Regions from separate parts of the Homo sapiens genome. Here region 2 is linked to region 1. Evidence: read pairs that join two places in POLR2A ChIA-PET (ENCODE). Cell type or tissue: CD4-positive, alpha-beta T cell. All regions are shown on one strand. Each heading gives the region's core, and the rest is flanking DNA. Links, peaks and the distances in the headings are about the cores only. Region 1 overlaps FAM83F (family with sequence similarity 83 member F). Region 2 overlaps TNRC6B (trinucleotide repeat containing adaptor 6B).

Region 1 (5,372 bases), core at 136-5,135:
GGCTTAAGTAACTTGCACAAGGCCTCACAGCCTGCGTGGAATCTGTGGCACTTTCCCCACTGCAGTACACTTCCGTACTGTTGGATCGATGTGAATCTAGAGACCAGGGATGGAGGAAGTTAAAGGGGTGCTCTGTGGGGGTCTTGCAGCAGGAGCCCCTCCTGCGGGCAGCTGTGCAGCCTCCTCTCCTCTCCTCCCCTCCCCTCCTCCTCTCCTCCTCCTTTCCTCCTCCTCTCTTCCTCCTTTCCTCCTCTCCTCCTCCTCTTGTCCTCTCCTCTCCTCCCCTGTCCTCTCCTTCTCTCTTCTTCCTTTCCTCCTCCTCTCCTCTCCTCTTCCTCTCCTCCTCCTCTCCTCTTCCTCTCCTCCTCCTCTTCCTCCTGTCCTCCTCCTCTCCTCTCCTCCTCTCCTCTCCTCCTCCTCTCCTCTCCTCCTCTCCTCTCCTCCTCCTCTCCTCTCCTCTTCCTCTCCTCCTCCTGTCCTCCTCCTCTCCTCTCCTCCTCTCCTCCTCCTCTCCTCCTCCTCTCCTCTCCTCCTCCTCTCCTCTCCTCCTCCTCTCTTCTCCTCCTCCTCTCTTCTCCTCTCTTCCTCCTCTCCTCTCCTCTCCTCTTCTCTCCTCCTCGTTTCCTCTCCTCTCCTCCTCATTTCCTCTCCTCTCCTCCTCATTTCCTCTCCTCTCTTCCTCCTGTCCTCCTCCTCTCCTCCTCTCTCCCCAGGGTATGTACATGGGGAACTTAAGAGAAAGTTTGTTGTTTAGTGGTTCCCACTCTACTGGCATAAACATTGGTGATAATTCAGATGGGGTCTGTTGCAGTCTTGGTGACAGTCTTTGCAGTGTACCCAGAGTACTTAACGACACCCTCTCCTGGATGCATCGTCTCCACAGAGCACCTTTCTGTGCTCTGGTGGCAGCTGTGCCAGTTAGAAGTTGCACTGGTTCCCCGCAGCCTGCCTTGAGATACTTTACTCTGGCAGCGGTTTTCTTAGCCGTGCATTGCGACATTCAGCATATGGGTGTAGACACCCGGTATGGCTGGGTGAACGGTTCATCTTGTGGGTTCTTCCTTAATTGGGCTGCCCTTCCCCTCTATTAGTTCAAGTTTTGACCTTTCTGGAAGTGTCGTGTTCCCTGAGCTTTAATCAGCACCGTTGGCAGGGCCTGCTGGGCACGGCATTGAGCAGAGGAACGACATCCCCACCTTGATGTCTGTGCCGCGGGAGGCGCGGGCTGCCTGGCTCCTCGGGAGCTCAGCGGGCCCCCCATGGGCTGTCTCCTTCTTTCTCGCCCCCTCTCCTGAAGTGGTGGCCCCTTTGTTCTGGGCTCCATCACTGAGGAGAGAAGAGGGCACCTGCATTTACCCATCGCTCACAGCAGGACAAGTACCGCGCTGTTGCAGCATCTCATTTAAAGCTCAGAACAGCCCTGTAAAGGCATCACCTCCCCACTCTAAAATGAGGTAACTGAGACCCAGTAGATGACTCACTCCAAGCCAAACAACCAGTGTGACTTTCTGCTTCCAGACCATATATTATCCTGCACGCAGCAGCCTTCACTCAAAGTGGGACGTCCCCCTCGTGCATTCAAGTGACCTGAGTGGGGGTGGAAGACGGAGGCTGCTGTTAAAATGCATTTTCTTGGGCCTTTGCTGAATTCGAGTCTTTGAGGATGGGGCCCTAGAATCTGCATCTTCAATACGCATACCCACATCCCTGCTCCCAGGTGATTCTTTACACACTGAAGTTTGACAACCTGCCCCATAGACCTTGATCCTCTCTTTGGGGAGATCAGAAAAGGAGATTCCACAGCTGGAGATGTGTGAGTCAGAGGCTGCAGGCAGACCCAGCTCTACCCTCTGTGGGAAAGGGAAGAATTGCCCTCTGGTCCCAGATAGACTAACTCCCCTGGGCTGCCACACAGACGGCCATTCTGGGAGACAGCAGTTTGACCTGTTTGCTCAGCTGCTGTCCTTTCCACCCTGAGAGACTTAGGGCTTCAGATGTGGGGAGTTCCCCCCATTTGCCTTATAACGATCCCTCATAACTGCACAGCGTTTTTGTGGGATTTCGTGGGCATGATCTCATCCGAGCCTTCCAACAGCCCTTGGGAGGCAGGCAGGGCAGGTGTGGGAGGCGACTCGGCCCCAGGCGCACATGGGTAGGTAATCAGTGGGAAAGTGTCCCTAGCTGCTTCCCTTCCTTCCCCAGGATAAGTGACTGTCACCAAAAGGCCCCCCCGAGATCAGCAAGCTTGGCCTGTGGCCTTTTGCTTTTTCACACCCACAGAAGGGGTGAAGCTGGGGCTCTTTGCAGGCAACAGCAGCCGCACCCGCCCGAGTCCTGAGCTCCACGTCAGCAGGGCAAGGGGACGGATGGTGTTGTCTTTCTCTGGCCATGCATCTCAGTTTGCATCCTGCTGTGCAGGATGAATTGGAGGGCAGAGGTGAGTAGGAGAGAGCAGTTAGGAAGCTCATCAAAGCATGGTAGGAAAGGAGGAGAGTCCGAGCTGGGGCGGTACCAGTGGGGACAGAAAGGATTAACCCTGAGAAGGTGCCCGGGGTGGGGCCTGCTGGATTCAGTGACTGATGGGATTTGGTCGGTGGGGAGGAGGAGGAGGCCTGGGCTTCTGGCCAGAGTGACTAGGAGGATGTTGATCTGGGGAGTGCCTGTGTGGCTGAGGGACACGTCCAAGCTGCAGTCGGCTCTGTGGTTGTGGACACCTGGCAGAGCCATGCCTTCTCTAGTCTGGGTCATCCAAACACACGTGGGGTGCAGGGGCCAGGTGGAGCCCTCTTGTCGTTTTTGTTATCTAACGGTAATTACGGAGTCCAGAAAGAGAATTGGAAATGCCGGCAGTTTAATTAAAGCTGAATGGCAGGAGAGGGGCATTTGGAGGCTCCCTCCCTGCCTTCACTCCCCGTCCTGCCGCCCAGGCAGGATGTCAGATGAGGAGACGTTGAGCTCATCAAACACCCAATGAGAAGTCTTACAACATCAGAAGCTGTCTGCCAATGCGCCTGCGACAGCTTATAGAAACTGCTGCCGCCTCGAATCAACCTCTCTCCCCAGGCATTGCACGTCAGTAGGTAACCAGGTAAAGGACGCCGGGGGTGGGCAGCCAGCTGGAGGGGGCGTGATTTCCTCCCCCAACAAAATCGGCTTCCCTGGGTTCTGAGCCCATGATATCATGTTTTTAAACCCGATTTTCCATCTACACTGGGAGCTTTGAAGTTCGCTCGGTGTGGGGAATCACGTGCTCAGTGAAAGACCCAAGCGGAGAGACTGGGGAGCTGGTTCCCCTGGGCCTGACACTGCGGAGCTGAATGTCAAAGCAGGGCCCTCAGAGACCAAAGCGGAGGGTAATTATCACTTCTCCACAACTAGATTGCAGGAGTCAGCCAGCAATTGATTTTTTTTTCTACTTCAGATATTTCATTGTTTAATTGGTAGTGACACAGATGGCTGGCTCGCATCAGGGCGTCACAGTCCGACTCGCGAAAGCCAGGCTGTGGGGACTGCTGCCTCTCCTGACATCCTTAGGCAGGTGGGGCTAGGACAGGCCAGCTTCCCTGCTTAATTTTTCAACCACAAAGCAAAAGTAAGCTTGTGAACCTGAGACATGCTTCTGCAAACCGGTCAAGCTGTCCTCAGCGACATGAGTCCACTCTAAACTGGACACCTTGGAGTGTTCAGAAATGAGAGGACAGTGAACTCTTGCCTAGACAGCTCGTGGGAGATAAACTATCAGCACTAGGAGATGGCGATCAAGTATCAGAGCCCTGGAAACTGCATTGCTGGTGGAATGAAGCCAGAACTCTGTACATTGTGTTCAAACCCTCCGTATCCAGCCCGTGTACCTTCACCCTTATACCTACCCCATACCTGCCCTGAACTGTGCCAGCCCAGCTGGAGGACTCGAAGGTGGTTTTGGTTTGGTTGGTTGGCTATTTTGGACCCCAGGTGCAAAGAGCTGATTGTGCACTTTAGTTCACGGCACAATGCCACCAGAGAGCCTTGAAAGGCCTCATACTTTACCTTTCTCCTTCCCTCCCACTCCTTTCTCCTTCCACAGGCAGCCACCCTTATGTGTTCAGCATATGTCCTCAGACATCTTTGTATCCTTGAAAAGTATGCAGTGTTATGTTATGCAGTGTGCTTTTTTGTTTTGTTTTGTTTTTTGAGATGGAGTCTTGCTCTGTTGCCCAGGCTGGAGTGCAGTGGCATGATCTCAGCTCACTGCAACCTCCACCTCCCGGGTTCAAGCCATTCTCCTGCCTCAGCCTCCCTGGGATTACAGGTGTGCGCCACCATGCCCGGCTAATTTTTGTATTTTTGGTAGAGACGGGTTTCACCATGTTGGCCAGTCTGGTCTCAAACCCTGACCTCAGGTGATCCGCCCGCCTCGGCCTCCCAAAGGGCTGGGATAGTTTATCTATCAGTGCTCCTGATAGTTTATCTCCCACATGCTGTCTAGGCCAGAGTTCACTTTCCTCTCATTTCTGAACACTCCAAGGTGTCCAGCTTAGAGTGGACACATGTCGCTGAGGCCTGTAGTGTGTTTTTATTTACATGAGTGGTATTAGGCTATAGATCTCACTCTTTAACATTTTCATTTGAACTATCCATTTTAAATGGAATTATCCAAGTTACGGCACATGGAACTAGTTCGTTACTTCTGTCTGCTGTAAAACATTCTATCACATTCCTCACATTTTCCTTACCCAGTCTTCTAGAAATAGACATCTAAGTCATTGCCAGCTCCTTGCTATCCCAAAGAAAGATGCAGGCAACATCTTTGTTCTGGCCCCCATATAGACCTGTGCAAAGATCCAAGAGATTCCCAGGGGTGCACGGCCAAGAGTGGCTTTGCTGGCTTGTAGCGGTGCACTTGCTTAAATCCACTCACTTCTGCCTGTTGCTCTACAGAATAGCTGCACCAGTGCTCCCACCCACCAGCAGTGACAACGGTCCCCTTTCCTCCACCTACCAATATTTTGGATTATCCAACTTTCTGATTTTTTGTTAATCTCATAGTTTGGATTATCCAACTTTCTGATTTTTCATTAATCTCATAGTTGTAAAGTAGTCTCTTCCTTTCATCTCTTCTTTTCTTTTTTTTTTGGAATGAAGTTTTGCTCTTGTCACCCAGGCTGGAGTGCAGTGGTGCCATCTTGGCTCACTGCAACCTCCACCTCCCAGATTCTAGCAGTTCTCTTGCCTCAGCCTCCCGAGTAGCTGGGATTACAGGCATGTGCCACCACGCCCAGCTGATTTTTGTATTTTTAGTAGAGATGGGGCTTCACCATGTTGGCCAGGCTGGTCTCAAACTCCTGACCTCAGGTGATCCATCCGCCTTGGCCTCCCAAAGTGTTGGGATT
Region 2 (5,372 bases), core at 248-5,247, 220 kb after region 1:
TAATCAGGAAGCCCACCTGCCGTCAGATCACTTGTTTGCAGTAGATACCGTGTGATCTCAGGAGCAGAGTCCACATCTCTTCCATTTATTTTCTAACATAAAATTCTTGGTTTTTTCTTAAAGCGTAGATCTGGAAAGGTGTGCAAAAATCACCTTCCTTGATGGACTGCATTACAAGTCTCCTCCAATCTTGTTAACTGGATATGCATCCTCCTAGAGTTGAGAACACATGGTCAGAGGAAAATCAAATGTATCATTGTTTGAATTCACTTATTTTTTGATTCCTTGCCTGTGATTAATGCTTTTTAAAGATCTTCATGCACACTATTTAGCTCCATTTCTTCTGTGTGCATATGCAGCCCTGACAGAGACTTGGTCATTGGTCAGTGAGAGAGGAGGGCCCAGAGCCTGAGGGGAGGGGCTCTTAGTTGAGTGCTCACCTTCCTGGTGTTGAGAGGCAGGAGGCCTCCTAGAACCACTAGTTTTTGTTTTTGTTTTTTGAGACAGAGTCTTACTCTATCACCTAGGCTGTAGTGCAGTGGCACAATCTCAGCTCATTGCAGCCTCCACCTCCTGGGTTCAAGCCATTCTCCTGCCTCAGCCTCCCAAGTAGCTGAGACTACAGGCATGTGTCGCCACACCCAGCTAATTATTATTATTATTATTATTATTATTATTATTATTATTATTTGTATTTTATTAGAGATGGGGTTTTGCCATGTTGGCCAGGCTGGTCTCAAACTCCTGACCTCAAGTGATCCACTTGCCTCAGCCTCCGAAAGTGCTGGGATTACAGGCTAATTTTTTGTATTTTTAGTATAGATCAGGTTTTGCCATGTTGCCCAGGCTGGGTGCAAACAATCTGCCCACCTCAGCCTCCCAAAGTACTGGGGTTATAGGCGTGAGCTACCACACCTAGCCTGAAATTACCTTTTTTTTTTTTTTTTTTTTTTTTTGAGACAGAGTCTGGCTCTGTTGCCCAGGCTGGAGTGCAGTGGTGCCATCTTGGCCTCCCAGGTTCAAGCAATTCTGCTGCCTCAGCCTCCCAAGTAGCTGGGATTACAGGTGCATGCCACCACACTGACTAATTTTTGTATTTTTGTAATAGAGGTGAGGTTTCACCATGTTGGCCAGGCTGGTCTTGAACTCCTTACCTCAAGTGATCTGCCCAGCTCGGCCTCCCAAAGTGTTGGGATTACAGGTGTGAGCCACTGCACCTGGTCCTAAAATTACCTTTTAATGGAATTTCAATTTACTGTGATTTTGATGTTGAACTGCTAGCAATCTGATTTCAAAGGTCAGTTATTATTTATTCTTTCAATAGAAAAGAAAAACTGTGTCGAACCATATGTGGAGGAAAGCAGATAAAAAAAATGCAACATGAAAAGGAAAACACCTGAATGTTTAGAAGAGCTGTCCCACCAGTTACTGTTATAAGTTCTCAGTTTTTCTCCTGAATAATATGTGCCTCAGAGCTGTGGATTCTGGTTGATAAACTTATTTTCTCTCCTGTTTAGGAGCCATATTTCATCACTTTTCTGTAGAGAATAGTTCTTTCCAAGGCCATAGCTAAGACCGCTATTCCTCATCTTCTTTTTAGTTTCTTCGCTGTCAAGTGCTGACGGTAGAGTGCTGCTCTGGCTTTTGTGGGTTGGTCTGGCCCTTAAGGTGTAAACATAGTTTTTAGCAGTTCCAGATTATAAATATTAGAGTATGTGAGCCAGGAGTGGTGGCTCATGCCTGTAATCCTAGCACTTTGGGAGGCCGAGGCAGGCGGATCGCCTGATGTTAGGAGATTGAGACCAGCCTGGCCAACATGGTGAAACCCCGTCTCTACTAAAAATACTAAAAAATTAGCCAGGTGTGGTGCTGGGCACCTGTAATCCCAGCTACTCAGGAGGCTGAGGCAGGAGAATCGCTTGAACCCGGGAGGCGGAGGTTGCAGTGAGCCGAGATTGTGCCATCGCACTCCAGCCTGGGCAACAAGAGCAAAATTCCGTCTCAAAAATAAAATAAAACAAAAATAAATAAATAAACAAATAGATAAATGTATGTATGTTAGAGTATGTGGTATAAGCCCTCGTTGAGAAGCTGTTTCTTTTTTTTTTTTGAGACAGAGTCTTGCTGTGTCGCCCAGGCTGGAGTGCAGCGGCGTGATCTCGGCTCACTGCAACCTCCGCCTCCCAGGTTCAAGCGATTCTCCTGCCTCAGCCTCCCGAGTAGCTGGGACTACAGGAGCCCGCCACCATGCCTGGCTAATTTTTTGTATTTTTTTTTTAGTAGGGACGGCGTTTCACCATGTTAGCCAGGATGGTCTCGATCTCCTGACCTCGTGATCCACCCACCTCGGCCTCCCAAAGTGCTGGGATTACAGACATGAGCCACCGCGCCCAGCCCCAGGAGGCTGTTTCTTAGCCTGTTTGGATATTTGTAAAACCACTCCTAATTTCAGGCTGTTGTTAGAAGCATGGCATATTAATTGTAATGTATAGGAAAGTACTTTCAGGAGTAAAATGTGAGGTGTGAGGTGATGTTAAAGATTTATTCACTAAATCTTACATTAAGACCTAAGGTGTCCTTTGAACCTAAGGTGTCCTTTGAAGTCAAGCAAAACCGTAAGAATGGTTAAAAAATTAACAGCTTTGGTTCAATTGCCTTATAAACACATAATATAGGTATTACTGATCGAAGGAAAGTTCAGTGAAGATGCTGGTAGTTTACAGCACTCCGGAGAATTAAAACAATGAGATGTAAAGGTAACAGCTCTAAAAATTCAGACATTTGCCTTATTAAGCTCTTTTCTACAAGAGACTTCATTACATTGAAAAATGAAACCTGGCACCCATCCTAGGAGAATTATCTGTGCAGAAGTTCTGATTTACAGATTTGTGATCTTAGGGAACAGTGTGCACACCCAGGGTGAAATTTCAACTGATAAAGGGATCTCACTTACGGGGCTGTGTCATTCAGGGTTCTGCCAGGGAAATGGGCCATTCCAGGTATCCCTGTAGGAAAGGCTTTTTTTTTTTTCTCTCTCTTCTTTGTTTTTCCTTTTACCTCCTTATTGAGGTATTATTGACATTTACAATGCGGTAAGTTTCAAACGATGTATGCAAAAGATAGTTAATATGTCCTTCACCACCCTCTGTCTCCTCTTGCCCATTTATCACCCCTCTCTGCCACCCTTCTCTGCCCCTTCTCCACCCCAGATAACCATTGATGTGCTTTCTGTCACCATAGATTAGTTGACATTTTCTAGAATTTTATACAAGTGGAATTGTTCAGTAGGTACTCTTTTTTGTGTGGCTTCTTTTACTCAACATAGTTATTTTTAGGTTCATCCATGTTGTGTTTAACAATAGTCCATTATTTTTATTGCTGAGTAAGTAGCATTCTGTTGTATATTCCACCTTAATTTGTTTATCCATTCACCTATTGATGTGCATTTGGGCATTTGCTCGTTTTCAGCTCTTATCAATAAAGCTATGAATATTCATCTACAAGTCTTTGTTGGACATACGCTTTCTTTTCTCTAGAGTCAATAACCTAGGCAATGAATGGCTGGGTCATATAGTAGGTGTATGTTTAGCTTTTTAAGAAACTGCCAAAGTGTTTTCCAAAGTGATTGTACCATTTTACATTCCCATCATGAGAGAGTTCCATTTGTTAATTCTTGGAATGGTGAGTCTTTTTAATTTTGCACATTCTACAAGTACATGTGTGTTGACATCTCATTGTGGCTTTAATTTGTTTTTTTCATAATCACTAAAGAAGTTGAATATCTTTTTATGTGTTTATTTGCCACATGTATGTCTTCTCTGGCAAAGTGTCTGTTCAAATCTTTTGCCCATCTTCTTTTTTTTTTTTTTTTTTTTTTTTAAAGACAGGTTCTCACTCTGTCGCCCAGACTGGAGTGCAGTGGCACCATCTTGGTTCACCACAACCTCCGCCTCCCAGGCTCAAGCAATTTCTCCTGCCTCAGCCTCCCTAGTAGCTGGGACTACAGGCATGCACCACTACCATTCGGCTAATTTTTGTTTTTTTAGTAACAATGGGATTTCACCATGTTGGCCAGACTGATCTCGAACTCCTGACCTCAAGTGATCCACTCACATCGGCCTCCAAGAGTGCTGGGATTACAAGTGTGAGCCACCATGCCCGGCCTCTTTTGCCCGGTTTTAAGATGGGGTTCTTTATATACTGTGTATATAAATTCTTTGTCAGATAAGTGATTTGCAGATAACTTTTTCTCAGTCTGTGGCTTAATCTTTTTATTCTCTTAAATGTCTTTTGAAGAGCAGAAGTTTTTAACTTTGAGTCCAATATATCAGGGTTTTTTCTTTTATGAATCATGTTTTTTGGTGTTGTGTCAAAAAAATAATTTTTCTAACATAGGGTCACAAAGATTTTCTTGTATGTTTTCTTCTAGAAGTTTTATAGTTTTAGATTTTACATCTAGTTCTATGATTCATTGAATTAATTTTTATATATTGCCAAGGTACAAATTGAGGTTCATTTTTAAAGATATTCCTACTAGTTATTCTAACATCATTTGTTGAAAACACTCTCTTTTCTCAGCTAAATTACCTTTGCAGCTTTTTTGAAAATTGGTTGTCTCTCTCTCTCTATATATATATATATCAGTGTATTTGTGGATTCTGTTCTATCCCATTGAACTTTTTGTCTATAGAAAAATAAGACAGTACCATACTGTGTTAATCACTTTAACTTTATAATAAGTCTTCACGTCAGGTTGTGTAAGTCCTCCAACTTGGTTCTTTTTATAGTTGCTGACTATTCTGAATCCTTTGCTTTTCCATATGAATTTTAGAAGGTACTTGTCAATTTCTACAAAAAAATTCTGCTGGGATTTTAATATAAAGATTTCGTTGAATCTAAATTAATTGGAGGATGATTGACATCTTAATATTAAGTCTTTTCATTCATGAGCATGGTACATCTCTTCACTTACGTAGGTTTTTAAAAATTTCTATCCGCAATGTTTTGTAGTTTTCAGTGTACATATTCAGGACTTGCATATTTTTGTCAGATTTATTCTTATGTGTTCACAGTTTTTGAAACTTATATATATGGAATCTTTTTTTAAAATTTCTATTTCTGATTGTTCCTAGTATGTAAAAATGTAATTAGTTTTTTTATATTGATCTTGTATTTTGCAGCCTTGTTAAACTCACTTATTAATTTTGGTAACCTTTTTGGTAGGCTCCATTTGATTTTCCAAATAGGAAAGATTTTAATATAGGGAATCGAAGGTTCACACAACCGCTGGAAAGTCTAATGAAAGAAGTTCAGGAAGGCTCCTATTATTGTTGATGAAATTAGAGTGCATATTCCTAGAGGAGCAGTCATGT

What was found. ChIA-PET counts read pairs that join two places held together with the same protein. Peaks named below come from ENCODE experiments on the same cell type or tissue, not always from the same donor. Only the 100,000 strongest peaks of a DNase experiment are listed, where the experiment ranks them.
Region 2: POLR2A ChIA-PET joins it to region 1 with 6 read pairs; 2 of 35 experiments call an interaction of 5 or more read pairs at or near these places.

Annotation. Positions count from the first base shown.
Region 1 is chr22:40,007,037-40,012,408 of GRCh38, forward strand. All of the region lies in intron 1 of FAM83F (family with sequence similarity 83 member F), which reads left to right. Among named protein-coding and RNA genes, the nearest start is that of FAM83F, 15 kb to the left of the region's middle. In CD4-positive, alpha-beta T cell, for the core only: no CTCF peak of the experiment used is centred there; DNase peaks (open chromatin) are centred at 995 and 3,015; H3K4me3 peaks cover 699 bases.
Region 2 is chr22:40,226,428-40,231,799 of GRCh38, forward strand. All of the region lies in intron 1 of TNRC6B (trinucleotide repeat containing adaptor 6B), which reads left to right. Among named protein-coding and RNA genes, the nearest start is that of TNRC6B, 51 kb to the left of the region's middle. RefSeq lists an enhancer at 1,764-2,265. In CD4-positive, alpha-beta T cell, for the core only: no CTCF peak of the experiment used is centred there; no DNase peak of the experiment used is centred there.